Regions from separate parts of the Homo sapiens genome. Here regions 1 and 2 are each linked to region 3. Evidence: chromatin loops called from intact Hi-C (ENCODE). Cell type or tissue: heart left ventricle. All regions are shown on one strand. Links, peaks and the distances in the headings refer to the core of each region. The heading gives the core; the rest is flanking DNA. Region 1 has its middle 32 kb from the start of INSYN1-AS1. Region 2 overlaps INSYN1 (inhibitory synaptic factor 1). Region 3 holds the start of TBC1D21 (TBC1 domain family member 21).

The links. Peaks named below come from ENCODE experiments on the same cell type or tissue, not always from the same donor. Only the 100,000 strongest peaks of a DNase experiment are listed, where the experiment ranks them.
Region 1: it touches region 3 in a loop (2.4-fold over the local background); 4 of 110 quality-filtered maps call a loop at or near these places.
Region 2: a loop joins it to region 3, with 2.2 times the contacts of the local background. A loop is called at or near these places in 2 of 110 quality-filtered maps.

The regions. Positions count from the first base shown.
Region 1 is chr15:73,795,211-73,805,279 of GRCh38, forward strand. No RefSeq gene overlaps it. Among named protein-coding and RNA genes, the nearest start is that of INSYN1-AS1, 32 kb to the left of the region's middle. RefSeq lists enhancers at 2,038-2,996, 3,584-4,263, 4,264-4,942. In heart left ventricle, for the core only: no CTCF peak of the experiment used is centred there; DNase peaks (open chromatin) are centred at 1,511 and 5,811; H3K27ac peaks cover 3,446 bases.
Region 2 is chr15:73,737,524-73,747,592 of GRCh38, forward strand. INSYN1 (inhibitory synaptic factor 1) reads right to left here. Exons shown (of 3, transcript NM_001039614.3): 3 at 1-3,119. The coding sequence ends at 2,394. Among named protein-coding and RNA genes, the nearest start is that of INSYN1, 11 kb to the right of the region's middle. In heart left ventricle, for the core only: no CTCF peak of the experiment used is centred there; a DNase peak (open chromatin) is centred at 5,648.
Region 3 is chr15:73,869,034-73,879,102 of GRCh38, forward strand. It overlaps TBC1D21 (TBC1 domain family member 21), which reads left to right and starts at 4,531. Exons shown (of 11, transcript NM_153356.3): 1 at 4,531-4,736. The coding sequence starts at 4,677. LOC102723657 (a long non-coding RNA gene) reads right to left here and starts at 4,502. Exons shown (of 6, transcript XR_932455.3): 1 at 4,262-4,502; 2 at 2,910-3,070; 3 at 1,719-2,083; 4 at 1,444-1,579. In heart left ventricle, for the core only: a CTCF peak has its summit at 5,062 (motif pointing right); a DNase peak (open chromatin) is centred at 2,108; H3K4me3 peaks cover 413 bases; H3K27ac peaks cover 564 bases; H3K27me3 peaks cover 477 bases.

The DNA.
Region 1 (10,069 bases), core at 1,029-9,028, 74 kb before region 3:
GAGACATGGACACACGTGTACACACACACACACACATGCACTCTCTCTCTCTATTTTTTACACAATTTGTGGGGGAGAAAAAGCCATAGACATTCTCCAAGTAAGCAGACTCAATCATTGTTTTAGTCTGTCACCCAGGCTTTAGTCCTTGTTGCTCACTGTGTCTGGGGCTTTGAGGTACAAACCCATGACCTGGCATTTAGAATGTGTTTTATTGACAGCCCTTTTGCATTTACTGCTGTTAGATCAAGTATTTGCATCATGGAGTAGAAAATAACCCAGTACCTGTTCTTGCCGAGTCCTGAGTGGGGATGGGGAAGGAACACTAGACTGATTTATTACCAATACAGATGGGATAAAAGTTAGGTCTGCAGAGGGCCATAACCAGGAGGTGCTCTGGATCACAGGAAACAGTGGCCTGCAGGAATGAGAGAGGGCTTCCTGGAGGAGGAAGGAACACTAGACCTGGAAGGGCCAGCTGAGAGATGTAGAGGGAACAGGGATCACCTGAAGGCAGCAGCTAAGATGACAATGCTAAGGGGACTTTGGCCTCGGTGTCCATAGGGGACTGAGCAGGCAAAATACCTTCACCTGGAGACACAGAGATCACTGTGGTCATACCAAGCCCTGGTGGGAGGGCGAGGAGTGTGAACTCAGTCTTTTCATCCTAAGAATATGACGGAGAGCCTTGCACATTGGGCCTGGCAGGCAGAACGTGGGGCCAGAGACCATGTGGGCCATTTCAGAGAATGGGAGGCTGGAGGTCCCCACCTTTCCCACCCTGCAACAGGTGCAGCTCATGAGGATCTGAGGAAGCCGCCCTACGTGGTCCCAATTCCTTGCGCACACTGCTGGCTGTCAGTGCCTCACTCTGTTTCCTCTGCCTGTCTTCCTCAAGGCTTGTGCCCTCCGCTGGCCCTTCCAGGTCTAGTGTTCCTTCCTCCTCCAGGAAGCGCTCTCTTATTCCTGCAGGCCACTGTTTCCTGAGATCCAGAACACCTCCTGGTTATGGCCCTCTGCAGACCTAAATTTTATCCTGACCTCTGCCTCCAGGCCTCGCTCTGCCAGCAGTTCTCCTCTATGCCTTCCTTCTAGTCTCTCTCTTCTCCCACCCACAGATCTCCATGCTCTGGGGCTCTCAAAGAATTCAGGGACTGTGGCATTCAAGGCCAGCTGGTTGATGTCACTCCTTCTAGCCTCGAGGAGAAATCTGCTCCGTTGCAACCTATGCCAGCTCAGAGGCCCCCCTCCTCCCACAGATACCCACTCTAAAAAGTCCTCCTCCTCCTCTCACCTGTCTTCCCCCATAAGGGTGACGGAGGTCAGAGAGACATAAACAACCTACGGTTTCCAATTAATTTTTAATTGCAACTTGAAATTCTTAATTGCAGCTGACACGCTATCTCTGATGGAGGCGCGATGGTGAAGGTGGGGGTGGCGGTGACCCAGTTAGAGATGTTCAGCCCCTGTCGGACCAGGCACTGAGCCAGCTGAGGAGAGGACCAGAGGGCAGCCTGAGCCTGGCTGGGCGTGCTGGCCAATTGCCCCAGGAATGCCATGGTGGAGTAGTTGTGCCTCGGGCCCTGGGCCTGCTCCCTCAGAGGCCAGAGGCCTGCACTTTGGCCCATCCTCTGGGGAGGGCTACCAGAGATGCCCCATTTGTCACTGTCTCATTATGGCCACTGAGGGTCCTGACAGGACAATGCGGCAAGCTCCAAGTGGCCCATCAGGGCCTCTACTGGAGCCCGTTTGGACATGCAAAAACCAGCCAAGTTCCAGACAAACAGATGAGTTGGTCACCCTAGCTGGAAAACAATTAGCCCCTTTGACACCCTTAGTTCTGGGAAGCGGGGAGCTGCCATTGAGACACTCTTAGATGGCTGGGGAGCTGCCCCTCCCCTCCTCCCACAGCTGTTCCTTGACCTGAGGTGCCAACATTGGGTCTGTGCGACCACAGGGTCTGTGGGTGCAGCTTCTCTCCTGGGCTAGTCGCCTGTGCGTTCTGCCCAGCAATCTCTACCTCCCCCCTTGGTAGGGAGACAGACAGGTAGATCTGTCTGTCTACCAGCTCCACAGGCAGGTTGTTATCTGATCTGGAGCAAGACATGTCCCTGGTCTGAGCCTTAGTTACTCCCTTTGCCCTTCCTCTAGTTCAGGAGTAGCCTGGTAGTGCCACTCGGGGGTAGCCAGTAGTGTGGTTGGGAGTTGCAGGACAGGAAGGGGCCAGAGATGGACAGCATCATCTGCCTCTGCAGCCTGTCCTGAGGGAGGAGCTCTCAGAGTGTGGGAGAAATCTCGCCCAGCTGCCACCCTGCTGTGGGAGTGGGGCGCCCATGGAAGGAGCCAGTCCGAGGCGTTCTGCCATCCTCTGCTCACCCACCCACTCCTGGCATGCATTTGCAAATTCTTTGGCTAAGGTAGCTAGTTCTCCACAGGCGCTATTACCTGAGACCTGCCAGCTAGTGACAACAGAAAGCCCGCACGTTGACGTCCCTCTTTGGCTTGCCTGGAAGTCTACTCGGGGCTGCAGGACTGGCAGGAGCGGGGGCTAGGGTCAGAGTGGGGCAGAGACCGTGGCTGCTTATGGGGCAGGGAGAGGGTCTGGGCCGGGTCAGGGGCTGGGGGAGTGGGAGGATCTGGAGAGGATGGGCTTTCCTGGGGAGCTGGGGGAGCATCCCATGGGTGTGCTCTGCTGAGTGACACAAATCTGGCTTTCACTCACTCATTCATTAATGCATTCATTCATTCACTCATTCATTCATTCGCTCAACAGAGGTTTACTGAGCAGCTGCCAACTGCAGGCCCCATTCTGGGCCCTGGGGGAACTTAGGAAGGAAACAGGCCAAAGCCAGAATACCAGTCCCAGGAAGCCACCTTTTCTCCAGGGGTGTGGTTCATGCCCCCTCCTGGCTTGGCCCCCTCCCTGGTGGACCCCCTACCTTCTCTATCACAAGTCCAGGTCTGCAGTAAGGTAGACACAGGGTCCTGGGGTTCCAACCTGGTCCAAGGGAGCAGCCTGGAGTGTGCTTAGAAACATTTGTTGACTAATGGGCTCAGGGACTGAGGGCCTGGGGAGCCTGATCAGGGAGCCTGCACCTGCCTGTCCCTCGATGTCATTCCCTCAGTCTTCCCGGCACTGAATGAGGCCCAGTGTGGGCAAAGCCGCGTCATCCTTAGCAGGGGCCCCCATCCCAGGGCTTATGAGGCACCCCAGCTCCCCAGGAGCCCCTCTGGGAAGCTGCAAACTCTGCTTTCCATACTTCAGAATTCATCTGTCCTGCCACCCCTTCCTTCAGACCCCCTGGGAGTCAATGGGACTCAAGGGATCAGTGAAATAACCCAAAGTACATTTATGATACAACCCCCTCAACCATGCATTCTGCACCTCCACACCCCTCCAAAGCCCTGCCCTTGGGGAGCCTGGAGACACATGGAGAGGGACCTGCCTGGGTCCTAACAACTGTAACATGTGAACACTGACCCCAAGTGACATGGAACCCTTGTGATATGGCAGGTGCCACACTTGGCACTTTACATACATAGTCACATGCACTGCTTATAGTAACCCCGGAATAGGCACTATCACTATCCCCATTTTACAGATGAGGACACTGAGGTGTAGGGAGGGCTCTCACTTGCCCATGATCATTCAGCTGGGGAGTGGGACCTCACACACAAACCCAGGGGTCTGACTGCTGAGCCCATGCTCCTAATGTCCACACGGTGCCCTCCTACGAAGCGAACCTAACAGCAGAGCACGATTAACAGCAGGTGAGGACAAAAGTACATCAGCCTGTTGGTGCTCAGAGGGGACGAGGCCCCTGTAAACGGAACACTCAGCGAAGGGCCCTAAAGGAGCGGGGATGGGGGCTCCTCAAGGCAGATCCTGAGCAGGACCCGCCCAGCACCCGCTCCCAGCCTGTCAGGAAGGCTGAATGAAAGAACACCGTGTGGATCTTCCTCTGGCCCTTGGAGGCTGTGCCCTCTGCTCAGAGAGGAGGAGCAAGGACATTAGCAGGAAGGGCTGCAGAGTGAGCTAAGGTCTGGAGGTGAGGATGACTCTGAAGGCCTTCCTGGAGAGCAGGCTGAGGAGGTAATGCCTGACTTGGTGGGGGAGGGGTGCTGAGGACCCGCAGGCCACTGTGGAATTGGACCCATCTGGCTGAGGCAAAGGCGCTGGCAGTTATGTTGCACTAAGTGGGCCAAGAGGTGACCTCTGCTTTGGTCTGACTTTGGCCACAGACCTAAGAATCTGGATACAGTTGGGCTAGAAGGGCCTTGGCAGACTGCACAGCTCAACCTGTCTTGTGCAGGTGGGAAGTGGGAGATCCAGGGAGGAGGGACTTGCCTGCACCCTCCCCACCTCCTGCTTGGGTGTGTGGCCCTCCCGCTGGGTGGGAAGAGCAGGCAGGAAACATTGTCTGAGGTTTCCAACCACACGGGAGGAACCCTGAAAAGACATTCCTGAGAGAGGCATAAACTAAGACCTAGAAAAGACAGAGGCTGACCTCACAGCCCCTGACTTCCTGCTTCAACCTCCCTTCCCAGCCCAGGCCAGTCTCTTCCCCATGGTCGCACCTTTGCTCAGCAGTTCTTCCCAGCGGGAATGACTGCCCCCACTTTCTATCTTTCTGTCTCTCTAACACTCACTTGATATTGACTGGACTTTTATGTATAGTTGGGCCCAACCCTTAGAACTAGCTCCAAGGGCTCTGGTTCCTCCAAGAATTCTCCCGTGATCGCATCTACCTGCTGACCTCTCACTCCCTTGTGTGACCCTGAACCTGAGACTGGCTCTGACGAGACAAATGGGGTGCTGTGAAACTTCCCTCATCCGTCCACAGGCCTGCTGCTCCTCCCCTGCCATGCTCTGAGCTCCCTGAAGAGGTGACCCCACTGCAGGCTGCCCTCCAGTCCTCTCTGCAACTCCCAGAGCAATCATACTGGAGAAGAGAAGGTCACCAAGGCCTGGGTCCCAGGGGAAGCTGAAGAAGACCCCTCCAGCTCACACTGCCTGCCCTTGTCACCTGCATGGACAGAGAAATGGCTTCTGTCCCTGCAGTCAGACAACCAGGCTTGTGGGCTCTGTAATCTCCATGACTTTATCCACCCTTCCCCTCAGGGTCTTACGGGACATCGCTATCTTTCAATCTCTCCAAGACTTATTTAGCCAGAGTCTTTACCACACTCCTACCTGAGTTTATCCAGCTTCTCTTGCATGCCTCCGGTGACAGGCTGCTCACTATCCACAGGGTCACTTCTTATCCTACCAGGGCTGGTCAAAACCTGTGTCTCTTTAGGTCAGCAGTGCCTGGTGCCAGAGGTCCTATCAGTAGACCCAAAGCTGGGTGAACAAAACAAAGGCTGGGCAACTCACTGTCACCTGGGCATGTGACCAGCCTTTGCTCTCCACTCTGGCTAATTCTTTTGTCTGGGGGCCACATCGCCTGCCTGCCCTCCCTCCTTCTGTGCGATTTTCTTCTTCTTCTCTCTTTCCTCCCCCCACTTCCTTGTATCTAAGGATTGCATGAGTCACTTCACTTTGAGCTGCCAGATGTCGGATGCAGTTGGGCTTGGAGTGGAAGCCAATTTTTTCCCTTTACTCAAAAAGAGCTTGGGGCTGATGAAAGCCCCCAACACTGTCATCCTGGATTTTTCAGGACGGTAGGATGGCTGCGTCAGCTAGCACCACTTCTTCCAGGTTCTGGCCTGCCCACCGTCCGTTCCCAACTTGGGAGGGCAACTTGTCCTCTCACTGGCACCAGGCATAGGGCCAGGCCAGCTCTGTGCAGTCCAAGGCACGCTCAGAATGGCCCTCATCATCTGGCCATGCAGAGCTTTGCCAGTCTGAGTGGAGCCCAGGGCTCAGGGCCAATCCCCGCTCCATCCAGGGAGTTTTCAATGAGAGCTAGGTACCTAGCTCCATGCTGGAGCTGTGGGGGAGACAGGAAAAAATAAAGAAGGGCCTCGCCTTCAAGGAATTGGCAGTCTGTCTAGGGAGATGAAATTCATACAAATAGTGGTTCATGCGTTTCTGTTTGGATTGTGCATCCACTCCCAGACATGACCTCATCCAGTTCTCACAGCTATTCAGCATGGGTGTCATCATCTTCGTTTTACAGATGAGAAAAATGGGGCTCTGAGAGATTAAGTGACTTGCCCAGGTCACATAGGTGGTTGTGGAGCTGGGCCCTGCCTCATTCGCTGGGCTCCAGAGCCTGGCATCTGTGCTGAAGTTGGAAAGGAGGGAGGGATGGCTTCCAGGAGGAGAAGGCCCACTGTCCTCTCCCCGTCTCCTCCAACTGAGGCTGGGCTCTCTCCTTTGCCATGAGAATATACCTATCTTGAGCACATTCCAGAGGTGCTAGGCAGGCCAGAGATCTTGTCTGTTGGGGAGTATGGAAGTGGTGGGGTGCTTTCTTAGATTGGGCTCCCTTGAACCTAAAGCCTGGGGCCAGGACTTGGGTACAGGAAGTGTATTGGGAGATTTCAGGAAGAGGGTAGCTGGGTAGTGAGACAGGGAAGGAGGAAAAGCTGATATAAAGGAGCATTAACAGAGAAGCCGCTGTGGAGGGCAGGGCTCTACTCCCCTGGTATCTCCCAGGACTGAAGGCCTAAAGGACGGAAGTCAGGGGGGCGGGTTATATATTGGCCACCATCACCCATTGGTTGGGGGGCTTCTCCAGGGAGGTGATGGCTCCTCTGGACTCCAGGAAGAAAGTGGAATCCCTGGCCTCAAGTGCTTGAAGCGGATGCTGAACTTGCACAGAACTGCCTATCCCAGAGTGTGGCTGGGCTGGAAGTGTCTTCTGCGGCAGAGAGTTAGGAACATTTGGTTCCGGGCAACCACATCTTAGGCCCTGCTGCCACCATGGAAGGCCCTGCTTCAATGACCCAGTGGGCAAGTTTTATCGAGCAGTTACTGGTGGGTGTCTGGCTGGGAGTCCCGGAGTCAGGTCAAGAGAGAAGTAAAGATTTAGGGGAAGGGGAAGAAAAAGACGTCTACACACTCCTGATTCATTTTGCCTACCGTCAGCATCAGTTCCGTAAATCTCTCCCCTTCCTGCTGGCTGGCTGGTTCCTCAAGGGCAAGAATCAAGTGCTATCCATCCGTGTGCTCAGCTCCAGCACAGGGCCTAGCCCCGACATGCCCAGAGGTGCTGCACTGAAAATCCAGCATGGGATTATGGCCCAGCCTTGGCTCTTGGCTGCCAAAGGTTGAATGTGGGTCTCTGGGCTCATCTCACAAGGCCCTGGGTCTCCAGGGCAGGGGAAATGAGGAGCAAAGCCACCCTTTTTTTTTTGTCATTAACAGAGTAGGGCCTCTGGCTCATAAAGCCCTGGGATCCCGCTCCCTCCCTTCTCTTTCCACTTGATTACTTGTCTCTGGAATGGAGTGGTTTCAGGCTGCCAAGTGTTTTGGGGAAAATATCCTGTATAAGAAAGACACATTCCCTCCATAAACTCGTATTGTGTTTTTGATTGTCTCCCATAAAGGAAGAGATGTATCTTCCAGTTTATGTTTACGACTGTGTAGATTAAAAAAAATCAATTCTTTCACTCTACATTTTTTCAGCCAAACTTCCCCCAGCAGCCTTTCTGCTGGGCCAACAGGCTGATGCCCAGAACTCGGGGCTGGAGGTTTCTCTGCCATCTGTAGGCAAGCAGGAGAGGCCAAAGCCTCGGACTGGCTGCAGGCCTGGCACAGGAAGGGAACTTCTTGTCCCTGCTTGATTTCTAAGCCAAGTTGGCTCTGGAAGGCAAGGGGTTGGCTGAGAGAAGGTGGCCGGCAGGGAAATAGGAGGCAGCCCCAGCCTGCACCAGCACCCTTCACCAGGCCCAGTGAAGCCTCTGATGGAGGTGGCAGGGAGCTCTCCCCGACCAGCCTCAAGTGCTGCTGCCTCCTTCATGAAGCCTTCCTGATTGCCCAGGGTAAATGGAACTCCTTGATCTGTTAGCTTCTTTGCTGGACCCTCTAGATTGATTTCTGATTGATTTTTGTCTGCTCCAGGGTCATTTGGAGTGATGGTTGCCTGGTATTTGAATAAAGAGCTCCCCTATCAGAACATTCAGGTTCAAATCTTAGTGCCTCTGTTCCTACTGTATGACCTTGGGCAACCAACCTACTTAACCTTTCTGAGTCTCACTTTCCTCAACTGGCAGATGAGGGGCATTTTGAGGATTAAACCAGGGGTATTTTGAGGATTATGGTCGGGTTTCAAACCATACCTTCTTTCCTGCTTTCTTTTTCTCCACATCACTTAGCACCATCTCACATCTTATGCTTCGTTTTGTTCAGTGCCTGTCCGCCCTCACTCCAGGAGGGCAGGGGTGCCTGTGCATTGCTCCCTGCCACATACCTGGCACAGAGAGGCGGCTCCATGGAGCGGACCGGATGGATGGTGCAGGATGAGCACCAGGCTCCGCATCAGGGCACAGTAAATGTTGGCTCTGTGCCCTTTCATGTCTGGAATCCCCAGTTTGGCATTGCAGGCAGGGGAAGCACTGTCCATCCAAGGCCGATCCTGAAGGTGGCCCAAGAGCCTGTCCCCAGCAGCAGACTGCAAACCCTTTGGGTACAGGGACTGTCTCTTGCCATTCCAGGGTCCTCAATGCCTATCAAGGGGCTTGCTCACATGGGCCCTCTTGGGATCAGAATTTCTTCCTATAAGAGGCCAGAGAACTGATGGAGGGTAGTTTTAGTCTAAACCATGCTGGCGGGTGCCAGGCTGTGGACTGCCCCATGTCTGTCACCAAGCTCAGCCCAGATGAGCCAGGCATAGGTCACCAACACACTCGCCCACCAGCTCAGCCCACAGCTCACACTAGCCTCAGTTATCTGGTTCCAGTTTGCCAAAGGCACTCTGACTCCAAGGTGGAGTGGGGAAGCCACTGACTTCTGTGTCTGGCAGGCTCCATTTCTGGAGAGTCAACTGAGGCCAAGCCCAACCTTCTTGAGCCTCACTTTTGACATCTGCAGAATGGGTGTGGGTGGAGATTTCAAGCAGGAAGCTAGTTCTCCAGTGGGACCCCTTCTCCTGGCAGCCCCTCGACTTGCCGCAAGTTCCAGCAATCACCCCTCACCTCCCTCTGCTTTTCCTCAAACCTTTTACAACCTTTTATTTTGTCTAATCCTCATGACAGATTGGTGGAAAAGCCACCAGGAGTTATTATGCTCATTTTAAAGATGAAGAGACTGAGGCCAAGAGGCAAAAATCATGCTTGGGGGTTGGCGAGGGGGTCCCCCAGCAGCCTGGGGCCAGACAGACAGTTCTCCTGCCTACCAGGCAAGCCCCAGCACCAGCTCCAAGCATCTGGAGGGCTGCAGCAGGGCGCTGGAGGGCTGCCCCCTGTCCCCCTCCCTCCCTCCCAGCTCCACTGGGGGGGTCTGCCGGGCTCTTCTCCCTCTGCCTTCTAATTGCTTGGAAACAGAGCTGACGGCAGTGGGAACAGCTCAGCCACTGCTGGTCTCATGACTGGAGGCTTTTGTTTGTTCACAGAATCATATTTTTACACTCTGGCTTCCGCTAATTTATGCCGCAGACTGAGCTCTCCCTTGCTGAAGATTGAGTTTGGGAGGGTGGGGAGTTGATTCCTGGGTTTATTTAGTCATCTTGGAGCCTATCAGAAGCCAAGCAGGGGATAAATTAACAACAACAAAAAGTAATAATAGCCAGGCTCAGGGTTTATTTTCTGGCGGTTCCCTCCTCCAATAGGCCTGCCGTGTTCCCTTAGCTCATCTGCTGAAGGAAGCTTCGCTGGGAAAATTAAACGGCTCCTCATTTAAGATGGAGCAATCAGCCCTGAGCTAGTCGCTGCTCAGCACCTATGGGAGCTCATCCCAGCTCAGCTGCAAGGGGAGAGGGAGGCAGGGAAGCCTCAGAGCACCCCCAACACACACACACACACACACACACACACACACACACACACACACGCACACGCACTGTAGCTGCTACCTCGCTCTGTGTGAAATGATGACGCTCAGGTGCACAGTTGCAACATCCTGTAGGAAACTGGGCTCTGTTGGAAGCAATCCAGGAGGGCTTCCTAGAGGAAAGGACCCAGG
Region 2 (10,069 bases), core at 1,322-9,321, 130 kb before region 3:
TCAGACGTGAGCTGGGAAGAGCTGGCCATGGCCTGCGCCATCCCTGGATTTCCACACTGGTGGCTGCACCCTGGCTAACTCTTTAGGGCTCCAATCTCACCATGAGCTTGAGGAATAAGCTCTACATTGCAGAGCCTCCTAGGTCTGCTCAGTCTTATCCAGATCATATCCCCTGCAGCTGCTCCAGACCGGCCTGTACAATCTCACTGTATGTCCACAGCCGGGGCTGGATAGCACCTCTTCAGGCAGGAGCAGTGGGTGCTGCCAGGCCTGCTGCTCAGGCCCCCTCCGGACAGACGCTGGGGGGCTGTAAACCTGCCTTAATTGAAATATGCAACAGGGAGGCCCCCAAGGAGCGATGTCTTTGCTGTGCTGCCAGTCCCACCTCCCTGCTCTGAGCGAGGGGCTGTGAATCAAGCTGCAGTCAACTTCTGACCTCGAGCTACTGCGAGGGACCAAGCAATGGAGTGTTTGTGACCCAGGGGTGGCTCCCAGTTGGATGGAGGTGTCTTCTTTGGCCATCCCACTCAAAGCCCCTGTGCCCTGGAAATCACTGGACATCTGGGTTGAGGCCACACTGACCACAAGGCATGTCCAGTGCCTTCAGTTTGTCAAGTGCTTTCACAGTCACCATCTCGTCGGAGCTCCACAGCAGCTGGTGAGGTAGGTGAAGACTACCAGACCCATTATACAGAGGAGGTAGATAGGCTCAGAGAGGCAAACGGACTTGCCAAGGTCACACAGCTGCTAGCTAGCAGAGCCAGGCACAGCCTGGAAATCACTAATTCTTGGGGGCAGAGTAGCACAGGCTTTGTGGCTTTGGGGCAGGTACTGAACTACTTTGAACCTCAGTCATCTCATTTGAAAAATGGGGATAGGTGGGGGCACAGTGGCTCACGCCTGTAATCCCGGGACTTTGGGAGGCTGAGGCTGACGAATCACTTGAGGTCAGGAGTTCAGACCAGCCTGCCCAACATGGTGAAACCCCGTCTCTACTAAAAATACAAAAATTAGCTAGGCGTGGTGACGCATGCCTGTAGTCCCAGTTGCTCTGGAGGCTGAAGTGGGAGAATTGCTTGAACCTGGCAGGTGGAGGTTGCAGTGAGCCAAGATCGCCCCACTGCACTCCAGCCTGGGTGACAGAGCGAGACTCCATCTCAAAAATAAAAAAAATAAAAATAAAAAAAGAAAGAAAGAAAAAGAAAAATGGGGTAATAATACTTCCTGTCTCATCAGGTTATTGTGGTGATTAAATGAGATGCTGCTATAAAAAGTATTCGGCATAGAAGTAGCATAGAGACCTGCTCAATAAATGTGAGCAATATAATTGTCATTATTATCCCAAGGATATTCAGCTGCTGTCCCTGTGCTGGCCATGCCCCAGATGAAGCCCTGGTACCTCTAGGCTGTAACCTCATCTTTGTTCAGGACCTGCTGAGATGGGCTCAGGGGCTGGGTGTGGAGACATCGGGACGGAGTGGGGACCACTGGGCTCCTTTCCAAGGCTGCCCACCTGGTGAAGGTGGCCAGGAGCCTGTCTACGGCCCTAATTTTTAGCCCCATGGAAGTGGCTGCCTACTTCCTCGCACAGATCTCAGGTCTGCTTAGGGCCACGCCAGGACTGGCTGAGGCTTTGCCCTGAGGTTTTGGTCTTGGTCTCAGAATCAGGCTGAGAATGGGAGCTGAAAGGATTGGGGGTGGTCCAGACCCTCCAATCAAACCCCTGCCCAGCCCAGGCGATCCTTCAGGCTCTGTGGATGCCCAGCATCCCAGCACGGAGGCCTGCGCCATGGGAGCAGCTTGCCATTCCCCTATGTCCCAGGCAACCCTAAGATGGAAGGGGGTGAGGCAGGACTGTGTATAGCCGAGTAAGTCTGCCTTGGAGTAGAAGGATGGTGGGTGCAAGTGACGCAGGGCCTGGCCAGACTGATGCCACCCCCAGGCCCTGAGTCCTGCAGTCTCCAGACCACCCCGACTGTGAACCCTGGCCTAAAGGGACACCACTCCCTTTAGAGCCCGCCTCCTGCAGGGGAGTCCCCTCTAGGACATGGCCCTGGCCATCAGCCAGACTCCACCACAGAGTTCAGGGGCTAGCAAAAGGAGGATCAGACCTCCCATCAGTTTTACATACTTTCAGATACCCCCTTCAGGAGCCCCGCAATGAGAACGGAGGAAGGGCAGTCCTGCCCACACCTCCTGGGACCTAGGAGGCCAATGGGCATCTTCATGTCTAAGAGGAGCTCTGTGAAAGCTTTGGGGCCTGTGGGGCCAGATCCTTAGCATTTTTAAATTTTATTATGACTTCATTTGTTTAAATATATATATATATATATATATATATATATTTATTTATAGCTCTATGTGCCCACCGCCCCCGGCCCCCTCCCCGGCCCCTAGTTTTTCCCCCTGGCTTTCTGTCTAGTGGCTGTGTAGGGCAGAACCGTCTGCGTGCTCTTGTCTGACACTGTCTGGGTGCTGCTGTTCCTCGTGACCCTTCGAGTCTGTTCAGGGGCCAAGGTAGAGCCTGAGTGGCGGCTGGTCAGTGGAGAGCGCCGTGACTTGTAGGGGGCTGGGGAGGGCTTGTGGGGGCCTGCATGGGCCTCTGTATGGGCAGGCTCAGGGGGCAAGCCCACTTCTTCCTCCTCCACCTCCTGCTCACCGTCCCCCTCCTCATCGTCACAGCACAGAGCATGGTAGAGCACTTTGTCACTGAACCGCACCCTCTCCCGTGTCCCTGGGGTCCGCTGGGGCAGCTGGCTCTTCACCGTGGGGCCAGCACCAAAGGCCTCCTCACTGGAGGAGTCTGGGGTCTCCACTCGTGGCCCATTGGGGATGGGCGTGCCACCATTCATGAGGCGGTAGTCAGGGCCAGCCCCTGGCCGAGTCGACTCGGGACCATCCACGGAGTCCGAGGGGGTAGAGACGTCCAGGAAGGAGCAGAACTCCCAGCTGTCTGAGAGGATATCGGCTGTCATGAAGTCCAGGTGGCCCAGGTCAAAGGGGCCACCCATGCCCGCCTTGTCACTGCTAGAGGTGCTGCTCACAGTGGCCGTGGTCCAGTCGTCCGGCTCCAGTTCAAAGTCGAAGTCCGAGGTTAGCTTATCGATCTGGCTCACCACCTGACCAGGGAAGGGGAGAGGAGATGAGAGGGGCCAGGTGGGTCCCTGCATCAGCCAGGTGTGAGTGTGTCTCCACCCCATCCCTGTAGACCCCTGGCTGATGAGCGTACTGGACAGGGGAGAGCCTGTAGGATGGTGACTGGCCTGGAGGTCACAGGTTGGTTTGCCCTGTGGAGGGCCCAAATCAGATCAGGCTGGACAGAGCTTGTTCCGGCCCTTCCCAAAGGTCTGTTTACCACTGTTCAGTGCCCTGGGGGAGAGGGAACTGCTTTCCAGCCCTGCACACCATCCATTCACTCACCCCTGTCTCTCAAACACAGCAGCTGCTCTGGGGGCAGCCCTGGTGATCAGGGATGAATCTTCCTTAGTTTGAGAGGGGGCCACTTCAGAGGGGCTGAGGGCCTCCAGCAAGCCCATTCCACAAAGAGCTGAGCAGCCCATGCACCCTCAGAGAGGAAATGATGTGGGTGATCACAAGGAAGACCCTGTGTGGGCTTTCTAAAGCATCCTGGACCAGTCCTTGCAGCTGACTGGTGACTGTCGCCCCTGGGTCTCCACCATCCCTCACGGCAAGAACACCAGGTGTACAGCACTGGCTGGGTCACCCCACCCCCATCTCCATCTCCCGGAGCCTCCTCATTCCTTCCCCTTCCCTGCCCACTGACAAGTGGAGATCAATCCTGGCTTGTTGAGAGAAGGAATAAAGCAAGCATTATTTGATAAGCAATAAAGAAGCCATCTATTCTGGGCCCAGAGCTGCTTGTTCAATGCACTCAGGGGGCAGCTCAGCTGTGGAGGTCACTCCACCCTGGCCTGCCTCGCATAAAGTGAAGCCCTTGGCTTCTATACAGAAGGCCCTGGCTTGGGACACTCCCTTGCCTGGGTGGCCACTGTCAGCACATAAATCAGGGAGGAAGACAGTGAGGGAAAGAGGGAGATCCAGTCAGAGACACAGGGATGGGACAGGGCAAGAGAAGGGAGAGAGAAGATTCCAACCAAAAACAAAACAGAAAAACAATGAAAACAAAGCAGCGAGGCCAAGAGTCAGAGTAACAGAGACCAAGAGATCCACAGTGAGTCATCCAGATCAGAATCCAGCCCCCAGCACCTCTCTGGCGCCCTTCAACCTGGGGTCAGAGCAGGCAATTAATTAATTAACTCATTAAGTCCTTAATTCAACAAACAGTTGCTAAGGGCTGCTGCTGTCCAGGGATGTGCTAGTATTTGGCAAGGAGTGGGGGTAGTGAGTGCCCCAAAGTGAGAGGAAAGCAAGGACAAAAGTGATGGCCAGAGTGGCTTGGGCCAGTGGGAAGACTACTTGATCAGGAGTCAGGGGCTGGATGCAGGAGACCTGGTCAACCATTTTTCCTCTGTAGGTCTCAGTTGCCCAGTCTGTAAGCGAAGAGGGTGGGTGAACTAGTTTATTTCCAAGGTTCCTTCCATGTCTGAGATTCTAGGACTCTGTTTATAGGAATGACTCTGAGAGGCTGCTTGGGTGCTGATGCCTAGGGATGGCCCCTCAACCATTGCCCAGGCCAGGAGTGGGGAAACCACTTGGCTGAGGCCTCCAGAAGAGCTGGAGGAATCAGGACATCTGGATTCCAGACTTAGCTTTGACATTGTTCTGTGTGTCTTTTGGAAGATCACAGAACCTCTCTGGACCTCAACCTCATTCACCTCCAAGTGGGTATGACAATCCCAGACCACCAAGTGAGTATGACAATCCCAGCCAACCTTATGAGAGCTTCATGAAGGACAGTGAGAAGGGCAGCAAAAGGACTCTGCAAAGCACTGGGGATGAAAATGACACCACCTCCCATCTCTGAGCACCTACCATGCACCATGCTTTCGAGTGCTCACCTCCACCCATGAGATCATTATCTCCTGTGTCTACAGATGAGGAGTCTTGGGCACTAGTCCCTGGAAAGCTGAGAATCTCCCCCTGCGGCCCCCTGCAAAACTGCACACCATCATGAAGTGCTGCTGTGACTGCTGGGCTTGGGCAGGCGGCAGGGATAGGGCCCTACCCTCCAATCTGGCTACTTCTTCTTGTGCTTCTCCCAGGATGATGCCTTCCTGCCCCAAAGGAACCTCAGAGAAACTCCTATCTCCCAGAAGCCCTTGCTCAACCCAAGCTCCACCCAAGGGCTGGTGGGAGCACTGGCCTAGCGTAGGGACACTCAGACTTGAGTGTCCCTCAGCTCACTCCCCAGAGTTTCTGGTTCTGCTGGTCTGGGGTGGTGCTGGAGAAGGTGCCTACCTAGTGTGCCTCCAGGTGCTGTTGCTGCTGGTCCAGAGACCTGCTTTGAAAACCACTAGCCTAGGGCACTGGGAGATTTAAGCTGGGTGAAGACCAGCAATTCAAGGCATTGATGGCCTCAGGAGAGGCCCACCACCTCTGGGGCAGCTATGCCCTCAAATGAGACTCCCCTGATCAAGCCAGAGCTGTGGAGTTTGCTGCTGCCTGAGGGCGGGGCAGAATGCCAGTAGGAATTGGAGTTGCATGACTTGGCTGTGACCTCACAGGGTCAGCTGAGGCCAGGCTGGGCCCAGAAGCTGGGTCTCCTGATGCTTAGTGAGGACAAGCACCATTGGGCCTCAGGCAGGGAAGATCCAGGGTACACATGGCAGGAGCCCAAGCCTTCAGGCTGGAACACTCCCCCAACCCAAGAAGCCCTTCCTCTTCTTTATTAGTACACTCCTCTCTGGTTCCAACCTGGGGGGATGGAGGAAAGAGAAAGAGGGAGGCCTGCATTCCCGAGTCCCACGTCTGCCACCTCTTGGCTGAGAGACCTTAGGCAGATGATTATCCCCCTCTGGGGCTTGATTTCCTGTCCTATAAAAGGAAGTAACACTCCCCTCCTCACCCAGGGTGATGAAAATTTAACAGATATGGGCCGGGTGTGGTGGCTCATGCCTGTAATCCCAGCACTTTGGGAGGCCGAGGCGGGCAGATCATGAGGTCAGGAGATTGAGACCATCCTGGCCAACATGGTGAAATCCCGTCTCTACTAAAAAATAAAAATAAATTAAAAAAATTAGCTGGGCGTGGTGGTGCGTGCATAGAGTCCCAGCTACTCGGGAGGCTGAGGCAGAGGAATCTCTTGAACCCAGGAGGCGGAGATTGCAGTGAGCCGAGATCGCGCCACTGCACTCCAGCCTGGCAACAGAGAGAGACTCTGTCTCAAAAAAAAAAAAAAAAAAAAAAAAAAAAAAGAAAGAAAAAGAAAATTTAACAGATATGAATGTGTCACAGAGTCAAGATAGCTAAATACTTAAGAACCTGGGCTCTGGAGCCAGACATGGAGTCCTACCCTGGCTTCACTGCTTACCAGCTGTGTGACCTTGGCCAAGTTACTCAACGTCTCTGTGCCTAAGTTCATCATCAAAGGAGAATTCTAGTAATACCTACTTGATAGGGCTGTTGTGAGGATTTAATGGCTTAATGCGCTTTGGACAGCATATGGAACAAGGCAGACTACCAACATCTACAATGCACCGTTGGGGGCTAACATGTGATCATGCCCCCGCACCAGGCCTAAGAGCAGTGGGAATTAGTTCTGCACCAAAGGAATGACCCTCTGATGTGGGTCCAGTGACTGTGGCAGAATTTCCAGTGCCTGTGGCAGAATAATGGGACATGCCAGGCCTTTCAAAACCTAGCACATGGACAGTACCTATTTTGCCCAAAGTTAGGGCTGTCTCCAGAAAGAACAGAACCAGAAGAAGTTCTAAAAACCAACTGGCTATGAGGCCCACAGGCAAATCTGGCCCAACCTATTAGGTGAGACAGGTCACACCACTTGATGAATGACATAGTGAGGATGTGAAAGGGAAGCCATGTGCCCAAGGGTATGCAGCTTCTCTGTGGGGGGCCTGGGTCAGTTCACAATCCCCACTGCTCTTCCCTGGTGCCTCGTTTCCTGGGCCAATGGTGAGGGCAGGTGTGGAGCAGACCCCAGTCTTGTCTTGCTCTCTGCTTTGGATGTCTTGAAATCTGTGATTTTTCCCTGAGGTTTAATAATCATTTTGCCTACATGTAATTTGGGATTGTCTTGGAGTGCATGGAAATAATTATATACACAGAAGGAAAGAGAGGGGGAGAGAGAGAGTGGAGAGAGAAATTGAACCATAAAATTACAGAATCAGACAACCCCCAAGCCAGAAGGGACTGCAGGCACTGTTGAGTCCACCTGTCTCAATGTGTTTGCCGAGGGGGGCAATGAGGCTCAGAGACTGGGAGGAGCTGAGCTGGGACCAGAGGGTGAGTCTTGACTCCTGGGCATTGCACCTTAAGACCAAGAATGACTTGCTCTGAAGAGACCAAGAGGGAGCCCTAGAGAGCAAGGGCAGGACTGAGGGCTGTGGCAGAACCTGCAAACCTCGTGCCAGAGGTGTCCCCAACCTCTGTCCTGGTCACAGCCTTAGCGCCCCTCGCTGAAAAACTGCACCCATCTAGTCTTTCCACCGATAGCAACTTCCTCCCAGCTCTTGCTTCATGCTGCACCTAGGGAACTTTCTTATCAGCCAACAGGTCCACGTTGCCCCTGTGCTTCCAGCCCTTCCATACTCCCCAAACTCCTAAGCCTCCCAAACATAACTCCCTACCCACCCCCTTTCCTCTCCAGCAAGCAGCCTCCACCCTGCCAGGCCTGCCTCCTCACCACCCCTACACACTCACACTCCATCGAGCTCACTTCTGCCTCTGGGCCTCACCTGACACGCCCTCCCTCCTTTCCTACTCACTCCGTCTTCACTTCGAGAAGGAAGCCTTCCCTGATCCCCAGCTGAGGTCAGGTTCCCTATGAAAGGCTCTCAAAGCACCCTGCACCTCTCCTGAAAATGTTACACAATATTTAACACTGCTACAATTTTGCACCTATATGTTATAACGTGGTTGATGTCTGTCTCCCCACTACACAGTAAACCCCATGAGGAGCAGGACTAGGTCTCTTGCTCACCGCTACATCCCCAGCTCGGCACAGGGATCGGCACATTCTGCAAACACAGCTGTTGGATGAGTGATGAGTTGAGACAGATGGCTTAATAAAAACTACTCGGGAGGCTGAGGCAGGAGAATGGTGTGAACCCAGGAGGCAGAGCTTGCAGTGAGCCGAGATCACACCACTGCACTCCAGCCTGGGCGACAGAGCGAGACTCCGTCTCAAAAAACAAAACAAAACAAAACAAAACAAAAAAACTGCTGGGGGCTTCTTTTCTGAGGAAGAGTTCCATAGACCTGGACAATCCTATATTGCCAGACGCCAACCCTCTCTCCAGCCCTGGCTGAGCCCCCTCTCCAGTGGAAGCTTTGCTGTGTTCCTTAAGGCCTTAGAGCTAGGACTGAGGACCTGTAGTCCCAGAACCAGCATCCTGTACCCCCGGACCCCCCACCACACCCCCCACCCTGCCCCACCTCACCTCCCCTGACAAGCTGCCACCTCCTTCCCTCTCTCCCAGCTCCCCAAGGCAGCTGGTTACATAACTGGGGATTCTGCATTATTTATGACCACTGATTATTTTTTAATTCTGTGATTACGTTATTATCTTCTTGGGGGGCTGTGGAGTTGGAGGGGCAGCGAGCTGATCGTGATTCATGGCTCTCATCCTGCAATTTGGCCTAATTGGCCAGGGAGCTTTGGTAAATCTGTCCGGAGGAGGAGAAGGCAAAGGGAAAAGGGAGGAAAGGAAGGCGTGAACAAAAATAATAAGAAAAAAATCCACGCAATTCTTGCTGAGCTGCAGGTGATGGAGCTGACCCACTTTGGCGCAGCTCCGTGGTCCCCAGCCTCTCCTGCTCCAGCTGCTTCCTGGCTGGGCCCCATTTATCTCACACTTGCATGGCCTATGGCTTTCCCTGCCACCTTCAGACAAAGCCCCTTGCCGATGGGACTGCACAATGGAATGGCCAGGAAACAGAATGCCAGGATGACTGCTTCCTAGGCAAATCCGGTGGGGGATCCTCCACTGCCACCCAAGGCTGGGGAAACGTTGTGCCAACCCCTCCATCTTCCTGAGGTGTTTGGGCCAAAGTGAGCAACTGTGCCCTTAAGTTATATCCCACCCAAGAGTCACCGATGATGTGGGAGACACTGGTGTTAATGCAAGGATCACTATTGAGCCCCCATGTTGAGTGACGCCTGGGGGAGGGGGAAACCAAGGATGAGGAGGCCAAGTACCTGCTCAAGGTAAGCTCAATACCTGGGGGCCAAGGACAGGGGCCCTTAACCCTGCCTTTGGGAGCTTCTGGTGGGTGGGTAACAGGGGAGCAGTGGGGAGGCAGATTCCCACCCAGAAACATGACCAGCAGATTCCTGGAGAGTGTGTGGGATTCTCACTGAGAACGAATCCAAATTCCGTGCATGCTGTGCATGGCTCGACGGAATCTGACTCCCTGCTCCCTCTTTGACCTTTCCTCTACTCTTCTCCTTGTTCACTGCCCTCCAGCTGCTCTGGCTTCCTTAGCTGAACCTGCATATGCCAAGCACACTTCCTCTTCGAGACCTTGGCACCGGCTGCACCCTCAGCCGGGAATGCTCTTCCCCTAGATAGCCATGTGACTTGTATCCTCACTTCTGTGGGGTCTCTGTTCAAAGGCCACCTTATTGGAGACCCCCTTCCTGCCCCCATCCCTGTCACTCTCTATCTGCTTTTCCCACTGGCAGGGAGTGAGACTGCTGACTGCAGGAGAAACTAAAGGGCCCCAGCCAGGAGGCCAGGATGTGGTCCTGACCTCCCTGGTCATGGCTAAGAAACTGATGTGATTCCAGAAAACAAGGCCGTACGTGGAGCTGAGGAGCAGGCCAGTTTTAGAATAATTCATTAAAAACATCAAACAGATACGGAGTGAGCTTTGTGCCTCTCATTGTGCTAAGTGCTTTATATATGTCTCATTTAATTCTCGCAACAACCCTGGGGCAGGGGTAGGGGAGGATGCCTAAAATGTAGTC
Region 3 (10,069 bases), core at 893-8,892:
TCTGCTCATTCTCTTCACTCCCAGATTTAAGTTGCAGGGAAAATGCATTATTTTTTCATTAAACATTTATTTTGGAATGGATAGCCTTCAGAGATGTAATTAGCCATGTTATTTCTCTCCATTAGCAGTCCCTGGCATTTGCTGGAGTTTCTTGTCCTTTTTCCTCTCCATTTCACTCTTTCCATCATCTTTATAATCTAGGTTGCAATACTTCCCCACCCCCACCTCCAACCAGCACCACATAGTCTGTTTTTAGACTGAATAACTATTTTAAAACCTGGAGAGGGAGTTATAGCAAACTCCCCCCCCTCCCCACTGGGCTGTAGGATTACAGTCCCCTGAGCCAGCTAGGAGCTCCACGATGCCCACCACTGCCAACAGGAAGGGGGAGGCAGCTCCACGTGACACTGTGACGGCCTGGCTAGTGGCAAAGCTAGGCAGAGCTAGGAAGGTTGTTGGCTCCCCATGTTCTGGCTGGATGATCCCAGGTAAGTTACTTAACCTTTCTGAGCTTCTGTTGACTTCATAGTGTTCAAGGCTGGCACTCACTTAGGTAAAGCACTTCACCGGAGGTATATAGCAAGTGCCCAGTAAAAGGCAGCTGTGGTGGGGAGGTCCACAGGCAAGAGGGAGACTTGGGGACTAAATGAACAGGAGACATGGGTAGCAGGAAAGGCATAGCCTGGGCTTGGTGAGTCCGAGCTACCTGCTTTGGTGGTGACCCAGGAGCCTGGGCTGGGGGACAGGTGACAGGTAGAACCATGAGGAAGACCCCTCACGGAGCAGGACTGGGTGGAAAGAGTAGTCAGGAGCTCTGCCTCAGCTGCCCATGGCTGAGTGTCCCTCTTTTGTCCAGAGTTGCTCCTATGGGTTATTTCTGGAATGCAAGAGAGCTACCTAGGAGGTGGGCTCCCCAAGACCTTAGAGATGGCCCAAAGTGCAGTAACTCCTTAGCCCTCCAACTAGGTTAGGGGATTTCTAGGGTGACTGGGCTGGTTATTGCTCTGGGGAATCCAACTACCTTGGTGCTCAGAAGGGAGCTGTCTCCACCACTCCCCGTCCCTGCTATCCTCACGCTAGTGACACATGACGTGCAGCCATCTCCAGCATTGTCAGAAATGCCATGCTCCATGGAGTTGAGGGCAGAAAGCCTGAAGCCAAAAATCTAAACTTACCCTGGTCCTCCACAAAGAGGGGTAAAGAGAAAAGTGCAGCTTTGGCATGGAAGATCCTTGGCATTTTGCAATGAAATAAAATCAGAATGCGTGTGATTTCTATCAAGATCTAGAGTGCCGCAGACTGAGACAGTCATGGGTAGGTATCCTTTGAAGGGGTTGATACTTGTTAACAGGGATACAGTTGCATGGCATTTCACAAAGTTGTGTCTTGTTGCATTGACATGAAGGGAACTGGAGTGAACCTGCTTTTTAATACTGGCCTTACCTGCTTTTATAGTAATCCTGGTCCCCTAGGTCCCCAGAGACATGCAGAGAAGTGGAAATTGGCTCAGAGGGTCTTTGAACTTGTACATGGATGTCACTACAAGCCTCATGGAAGCAGGCAGCATTTTGATGTGAGTCTAGTTCACAGAAGTAAATTTTCATAGTGATTTTTGTGGACAAGTCCTAGGCATTAGTAATAATACTGGCGATGCTGAAGATAATAATAACTACCACACATTGGGTGCCTCCTGCGCTCCAGGGCCATGCTTCAATTACCTTCAGTTCTGTAAAGCATTACCATCCTCATGGCACATGTGGAGATGCCGAGACTCGGGCAGGGTAGAGAAGATTCGCACTGTGTAGAGGACGGCAAACAGCACAACAATGCCCGCCACCAGGAGCAGCAGAACCAGGATGTCAGCCCACTCCATGGTTTATAGGTGTCGCCACGAAAGACACGACTCACACAGGCACTAGATGGAACAACACTTTACTCACACAGAGAAGAGACAGAGTAAGATCAGCTGCAATCATGGGTTCAGTCCCGCATGGCCAGGGGTCTCCTGCTACAGCAGACACAAGGTGACGGTCTGCACACACCCCTCTTGTGCAGCAGCGGGTGGACCCTGTTTCCTCCCCACCTGGAACAGATATAACAGTGGGGTTGGCCAGGTGCCTGCCACATGACGCACAAGCTTAAGCAGAACAAAGAGTACACGCTGAGTCTGAAACAGGAAAAAGATATTCCCACGTAAGGCGATAAGCCCAGCACAAGCTATGAGAGCTCCTTATCTGTTGGTAAGGAAGTGTTTTTGGCTCAAGGCCACTTGTATGGGGCTGAGCAGAGGTTAAAAAACCACATGCATGAGACTGCCTTTCTCAACCTAGGTCATATCATTGGTGTGCAGCAGAGCCAGGATTTGAACCGGGTCTTTTTGGCACCAAAGCCTATGAGCTTTCTCATTGATGAGAGGTCTTCCCCAGGCCACTCCAAGTCTCCTCTCCCTCCTCATGCCAGCCACATCAGCTAATGGACAGCCAGATTCAGCAGAGAAAAATGAACTGAGTGGGTTTCTCCCTCCTTGGACTTCTTTAATGCAAACACCTAAAATAATATTTTCCCTGAAGAATCCTCACGTATAGAAGTTTAAAGCAGAAAGCTGGATTCCCATCAGAGATGAGAAAATGCATAACAGAAAAGCAATATATGGGAAACCAAGGCACTTGGGCAATTATGTAAATAAATGGACATGGTAAGGATCATTCAGCCCTGGAAAAAAATGGACACATGTAATTCCCTTTCAGAATCTGAAAAAAGAAGAAAGAGGGATGGAATAAAAGCCCTTTTTGCTTCCGTTACAGAGTCCTGCAGTTCTGTTTGAATATTAAGCCTCCATGTGGTTGCTATGGGGCTTTTGTAATATGACTAAACTGTATTGGCTCATTTGGGGAAGGGTTATCACCTACAATTCACAGATAGGATGCCAGAGGTTAAAAGAAGTTCAGTAGTTGATCTATGTTCACCATGTTCGTTTTAGAAGCCAGGTTGAATTGAGCCCTCAGATGTTTCCAATTCCCGACCTGATCCTCATCTTCTCAAGGAACAATTGCAGTGAATCCTCAGTTGCCTACGTGGTTAATGTGGAAGAACAGAGACATAGATAATCCTAAATGATGTCTATGTCTCTTGCTCTAAACATTTGCTTTGGAAACTTCTTGCAGACCTTAGAATGAAGCCACCCTAATGTGCAAGGGGCCCCATCCTTACTCCACACCTTCCCTACTCAACGTTGCCCACCTCCCACTCCATGAAGACCTAGGGGCAGTAGATCAAAGGGAAGAGGCTCTTAACTCTCTCCTAGGTTGAGCTAGGGTAGTGGGTAGAGGAGAGAGGCCGATAATAAGGCATTTTGATTTAAAAGGCCTTCTGCAGTGCCGCAGGCAAGCAGAACAGAAACAGTAAATGAGACAATGAATTGTGTCCGTGGAAGACTCCATATGGACAGTGATTCATTATGTTAATAAGGAGGTGAAAGCCAGAGGTTGACTGTATTCTGATTTCATGTCTGGGGAATCTGTAGCTCAGAAGCGGGGAGCATCCAAATTTGAGGTCAGAGTCCAAATTCCAACACCCAGCTCCTGATTCCAATTTGGTTGGTCGAATTACTATCATCTCCTAATGACTAAGGATGCTTTAGAGCCAGATGGGACCTGAGTAGAAGTGCAAGCAATGCTTAAGGTGGAGAAGAGTGATGCTGGAGCCAAGCAGAGCCAACTCCTTGGGTCCATGCAACAAATATTGAGCACCTACCAAGTGCCAAGTGATGGCAGAACTGGCATTGGGAGAGGGAACCACAGAGGAATCTGATGTTGACCCTGGCCTAAAGGAACTCAGGGTAGGAGGTGATATGGGGCAGGCACAAATCTCTGTCATACATACAGAGAGGGAAGTGAGATGAGGTCTAAGACAGCTTCATTTATTCTCCCATTCAATTAAATCATTAACTCAGCTACTCAGGCACGATCGTAAGTGCTCCAAATAAAAAGCTAAACAAAACTGATCTCCACCCCAGAAGCTACCATTCCAATGCTGAAGCTAAGTCACCCCAGGAGGCATATCAAAACACATTCCCCAGCCCCCCAGGCCCCAGCACTGACATACTGATTCTGAATCTTTATAACTGGTACCCAAGACATCTGAAGCCTGGTTTCTAGTTATTCTCCAACTTTGGGCACTGGTCTGGTGGAATAGGGAGGGAGTCCAGCTAAGAGAGTCCAGAGGAAGAGTCAGAGATAGAGAGCAAGGCTTCATGGCCCACCTCTCCCTGGAAGCCCTCCTTGACCAGCACAGCCCACACTGATCCCCATGTCCTCTGAATCCAACCTCCACTGCGTGTTCTGCAGTTTTGCATTTTTCTGTTTGTTGTTGTTTTTTGTTTTTCTTTCTTTCTTTTCTTTTCTTTCCTTTTTTTTTTTTTTTCCAAAACTAGCAGGTTTAATCCCTCTTCTCCTGCTTGTGTCTCATCTCTAAAGGTGGGTGTTCCCGTGTTCCAGGTCATTGTGATGAGAGTTCCAGGGGACTTGTGACACACTGCTGGCCGGCTCTGTTCAAGTGTGGGAGGTCAGGAGCAGCCAGTTCCTCCTGGGAATGCAACCCATCTCCGAAAAGGATTAAGCATCACTAGGGCTCCAAGTGAGTTCTGATCAGAGGCTGTTCGGAAGACAGCAGGGGCCATGACCACCCTCTCTCCTGAAAACAGCCTCTCTGCCAGACAGTCAGCCTCCTTCATCCTGGTGCGTGTTCTTTGTCAGCTCTGAGTGCCTCCCTCCCCAGCCTCTGGTTGGCACTGGGACCATTTTCCCCTGCTGGGTAGGAAAAGCTAGAACCCTGAGCTAACATAGAAGGTGGAGCAAGGGCGGTTGTACCTTACTCTTACCATCAGCCCAAGGACAGGACTGAGACATCCAAGCCCCCTTTCACCTTCTTTCCAAGCCAGCAAAACCTTCTCCACATATGTGCTATTCTAACTTTATTGAGTTGTAGGTTTGCAGGTGCGAACCTGAAGATGCTGATAGATTTTCATCGGTGCTTTTTGCCAACAATTTTGGTATACTGCCACCAGGTGGCAGTAATGCTTTTGTTAGTAGGTAGTTCTAAACCCAGTTTACAAGATACAGCTATTTGTTAGAAGTCGGCTTCAGTCATAAAAATTTTCCACACGGTATTTTTTCAAAATCATAACTAATTACAATAACTTTAGCCAATCTTAAGTCTCATTAATCATAGTGATTAAGAGAGTGATACATAAAAATGCAAAATGGACACTCCTCTCCCTGAGTTTTAAATGTTACTGCTTTATGGCAAATTATCACCAGGCCTTGCTTTAAATTTTCTTTATATCTTTCTCATTTCTCTGAGCTTAGAGAAGGCTAATAAAATAAACTGTCACATAGCATTTATTATGTACGATGAATGTTCTAAATGCTTTATTTATAGTCATTCATTCTCATCACAACTCTATGAAGTGAATAATGCTGTTGTCTTCCTTTTATAAATGAGAACATGGAGCCACAGAGACTTTGTCACTTGCCTACAGTCACACAGCTTGTTAAGTGGCAGAAGTTGTATTTCGACCCAGACAGGTGGGGTGCAAAACTCAGTATTCTCAAAGTGTGGCATCCAAACCTGCAGCATTAGCACCAACTGGGAACTTGTAAGAATGCAGACTCTTGGGCCCCAGATCTTCTGAACCAATAAACTGGAGACGAAGCCCAGAGATCTGTGTTTTTTGTAACTCATCCCTCCAGGGCACTGTGATGCACAATTAGCTTTGTGAACCACTGTTTTAAACCATTTTCTTCATCACGGTGCTGTACTGATGATACACCCTCCACACCTGGGTTGGTAATAATTGCTGAAGTGGGAACCCCTTGTTACGGTTGGGAGTCTATCTTGTCCTCAGGTGAACTGGAGTAGAAAAGAGAACCTGTCCAGGTGCAGTGGCTCACGCCTGTAATCCCAGCACTTTGGGAGGCCGAAGCGGGCAGATCACCTGAGGTCGCGAGTTCAAGACCAGCCTGGCCAATATGGCAAAACCCTGTCTCTACTAAAAAATACAAAAAATTAGCCAGGCGTGGTAGTGAGTCCCTGTAATCCCAGCTACTTAAGAGACTGAGGCAGGAGAATCACTTGAACCAGGGAGGTGGAGGTTGCAGTGAGCTGAGATTGCGCCACTGCACTCCAGCCTGGGCGACAGAGTGAGACTCCATCAAAAAAAAAAAAAAAGAAGAAGAAGAAGAAGAAAGAAGGAAGGAAGGAGGGAAGGAGGGAAGAAGGGAAGGAAGGAAGGGAGGGAGGGAGGGAGGGAGGGAAGCTTAAGCAAAGTCAATGACCTTCCCTGGGCTTTATTGGAGGTTCTGTGGCTATGAGTATTCAGAGAAACTTGGCATTAAAACCCTCATAAAAAGTTTTTCTTGTCCTCCAAAGGCTTTCTTTTTTTACTGAAAATATGGGAGAAAACCCCTAACCCAATGATGCAGTGGGGAGAGGAGATTTATGCCTGAAGCCAAGGCCTCTAGCAGCAGGAAACTTTTAGAGGGACTGAGCCACTTAGGGCTCCCACTTCTGGTCCCCTTCCCCAGGGGAAGAATGGCCAAGGCTTCCTCAGGTTTGCTGATGTAGAACTTTAACCTGCCTAGATACACCCTGAAGGTGGGAGATTTCCATAGCTGCTCTATCTAGCAGTACGCTTCCCAGGACACTAGGAAAGGCACCACTGCAGAGCTGGAGGGTATCCAGCCCCCTCGCAAACTGCAGACTTCCCCTCCCGGATTACCAGGTCATTATACCCAGTGTATGGAAAAGGGTGTTATTAGGTTGGTTGAGCAAAGAACAGAGGAATATGGGAAGATGAAGGTTGATTTGAGAAGCCACTGTGTTGACAATCTCCGTCACATTAAAGGAGCCCAGATACACATTCTCTGATTTCTAGCATAGGCAGGTAGGTGGTGTGCATGTAGAGAGAGGGCTTCTAAGTGACATTTCCCCCTTTGCCTTCTGCGGGTCAACAGCCTTCTTGTTCTGGTCCTTGGCTTGCTAGCAAGTGTCTGAGATAGTCTTGTGGGTGGCCTATAGTTTGCTGAAGTTTGGAGAGATACAGGGAACTGGTGGGTGTAGAGAAATGGAGTTTCCTAGAAGGAAGAATCAGTGACTTTTTTTGTGGGTTTTTTTTTTTTTTTTTTTTTTTTTTTTTTTTTTTTTTTTTTTTTTGAGACGGAGTCTTGCTCTGTCACCCAGGCTGGAGTGCAGTGGTGCGATCTCAGCTCACTGCAAGCTCCGCCTCCTGGGTTCACGTCATTCTCCTGCCTCAGCCTCCCAAGTAGCTGGGACCACAGGTGCCCACTACAACACCCGGGTAATTTTTGTTTTTTTTTTTTTGTATTTTTTTTAGTAGAGAAGGGGTTTCACCATGTTGGTCAGGATGGTCTCGATCTCTTGACCTCGTGATCCACCCGCCTCGGCCTCCCAAAGTGCTGGGATTACAGGCGTGAGCCACCGCGCCCGGCCGAAGCAGTGACTTTTTATAAACAAATTCAACCACGGCAAAGTAGGCAGATGGCCAATTGTTACAGGTAGAGGTTTAGAAATGCAAATTCTCTGAATACTCAACAGATGTCTTCTTGTGATGTTTCTAATTATTTCTGCCTTATTGCGTTGATGCTGTATCTTTTGTTACGGTGTGCGGTGCATATTACTTTAATTTCAATATTACCTCTCCATTGTGTTTGACTTTTTTTCGTATCTTTGTTCGTCATTTATTTTTTAATCATTGTAGGGCATTTGATTTTAAGGTATTTCTTTTGTTCACAGCTTGTGTAAGATACATATTTTTTATTTGAGTGGAAAATCCTTGCCTTTTAATTCCTTCCCACTGCCCCTCCCACCCCCAGCATGGCATTAGGGTTAAGCCTCTGACTGTTGCATCAAACAGCTTAGGGTTCAAACTCCAGCTCTGATACTTTCTGTATCTAATCTCAGATATGCTAATTAACCCTCCTGTGGTCTCAGTTCCCTGATCTGTAAAACAGTACAAGAACTTTACCACTTCATAGATATTTGCGAAGATTAAATGGGTTGATATATGTAAAGTGCTTAGAACAGTGTCTGGCACATCATCAATTGCTTTTTAATGTTTACAGCTAATAAGAGAATGAAATGCATTTATTTTCATAATTAATTGCTTTGGGTTTCTATCATTTTTATGCTTTATACTTTTATTAATTCCTTGTTGTTTCCTATATTGCTTGCTTTTATTTTTTAAAGTGAGTTGGAAGATGTCCTGTTCCTATAAATTCCTAATTTTTAAAGTAAAAAATAAAGCAATTTCTTTTGACTCCATCCTAATATCTAATAAAGAAATAGAATCTGCAATTAAAAACTTTCCCACAAAGAAAACTTTAGCCCAGATGGCTTCACTGGTTCTACCAAATATTTTAAAAAGAAATAATACCAATTCTATACAAACACTTCCAGAAAACTAAAAAAAAAAAAAAAAAAAAAAAAAAAAAAAAAAAAGAAATCCCTACTCATTTTATGAGGCCAACATTACCCTGATACCAAAATTAGAGATCTTACAAGAAAAGAAACTCACAGGCAAATGATTCTTGTGAACATGGATGCAAAAATTCTAAATAAAATTTTAGCAAATAGAATACAACAATGTATAAAAAGCATAGTATATCATCACCAAGTGGGGCTTATCCCAGGAATGTGAGGCTTACTTACCATTCAAAAGTACTCAATATAATTTACCATACTAACAAACTCAAAAAAAGAAAACCATATGACCATTTCAACAGATGCAGAACATTATTTGACAAAATCCAACATCCATTCCTAATTAAAAACTCTCAGCATGCTAGAACTGGAAGGGACTGTCTTCAACCTGATAAAAGGCATCTGTAGAAAGCCTAGAGTTCACATCATACTGAACTGTGAAAGCCTGAATGCTGCTCCTCTAAGATGAGGAACAAAGCAAGAATGTCTTCTCTCACCACGTTTATTCAACATTGCACTTGAGTTCTAGCCAGTGCAGTAAAACAAGAAAAAATAAATAAAAGGTATTCATACTTGAAAGGAAGAAGTTAAACTGCCTTTACTCACAGATGAACATGCTCATCTATGTCAGAGTTGGCAAATTTTTTCTGCAAAGGTCACAATAGAATTTTTGGCTTTATGTCCACGCAGTCTCTGTTGCAACTACTCAACTCTGCCATCATAGCATGAAAACAGCCACAGACAAAAATGAGTGGGTGTGGCTGTATCCTAATAAAACTTTATTTAGAAAAACAGATTGGAGGCCACATTTGATCCATGGATCATAATTTGCTGACCCCTGGTCTATGTCAAAAATCCCATGGAATCCACAAGAAAGCCACTACGACTACTAAGTGAGTTTTACTAGGTTGCAGGAATACAAGATTGATATATAGAAGTACATTGTATTTCTATTAGAAATTTAAATTTTAAAATGATACTTTTTACAGTAGCATCTGAAATATGAAATACTTATGGATAAACTTGACAAAATATATGAATGACCTAGACACTGAAAACTACAAGACACTGCTGAGAGAAATTTTAAAAGACCTACATAAACAGAGAAATATATTGTGTTCACAGGTCAGAGGACTCAATAATGTCATCAATTCTCCCAAACTGGCTTACAGATTCAATACAGTCTCCACCAAAATCACAGCTGCCTTTATTATAGAAATGGACAAATTGACTAAAATCCTTATGGAAATGCATTTCTAAAGTTAAAGCATTTCCTTTTATAGTTAAGGATCCCGGGACACAGCCCAGCTTTGCCTGTTCCCTTCTGCTTCCTGCCACATTGCATGCTGAGTGTTGCAGTTTCTGAATGAGTGTAGGTTGGGAGAACATGATGACAATCAGAGGGGCAGAAAGCTTGCTCTGATGAGTGGCAGTGTCTATGCAGGTGGGGAACACATCAGGGCAGACCCTGCTTCCCAGGGTTAGGCCCACACCGAGATTTGTAACTTCTTGGCCCATGTGTCCTATTTTGGTTCAGATGACAGGGCATACATGAGTTATTAAAAATGTG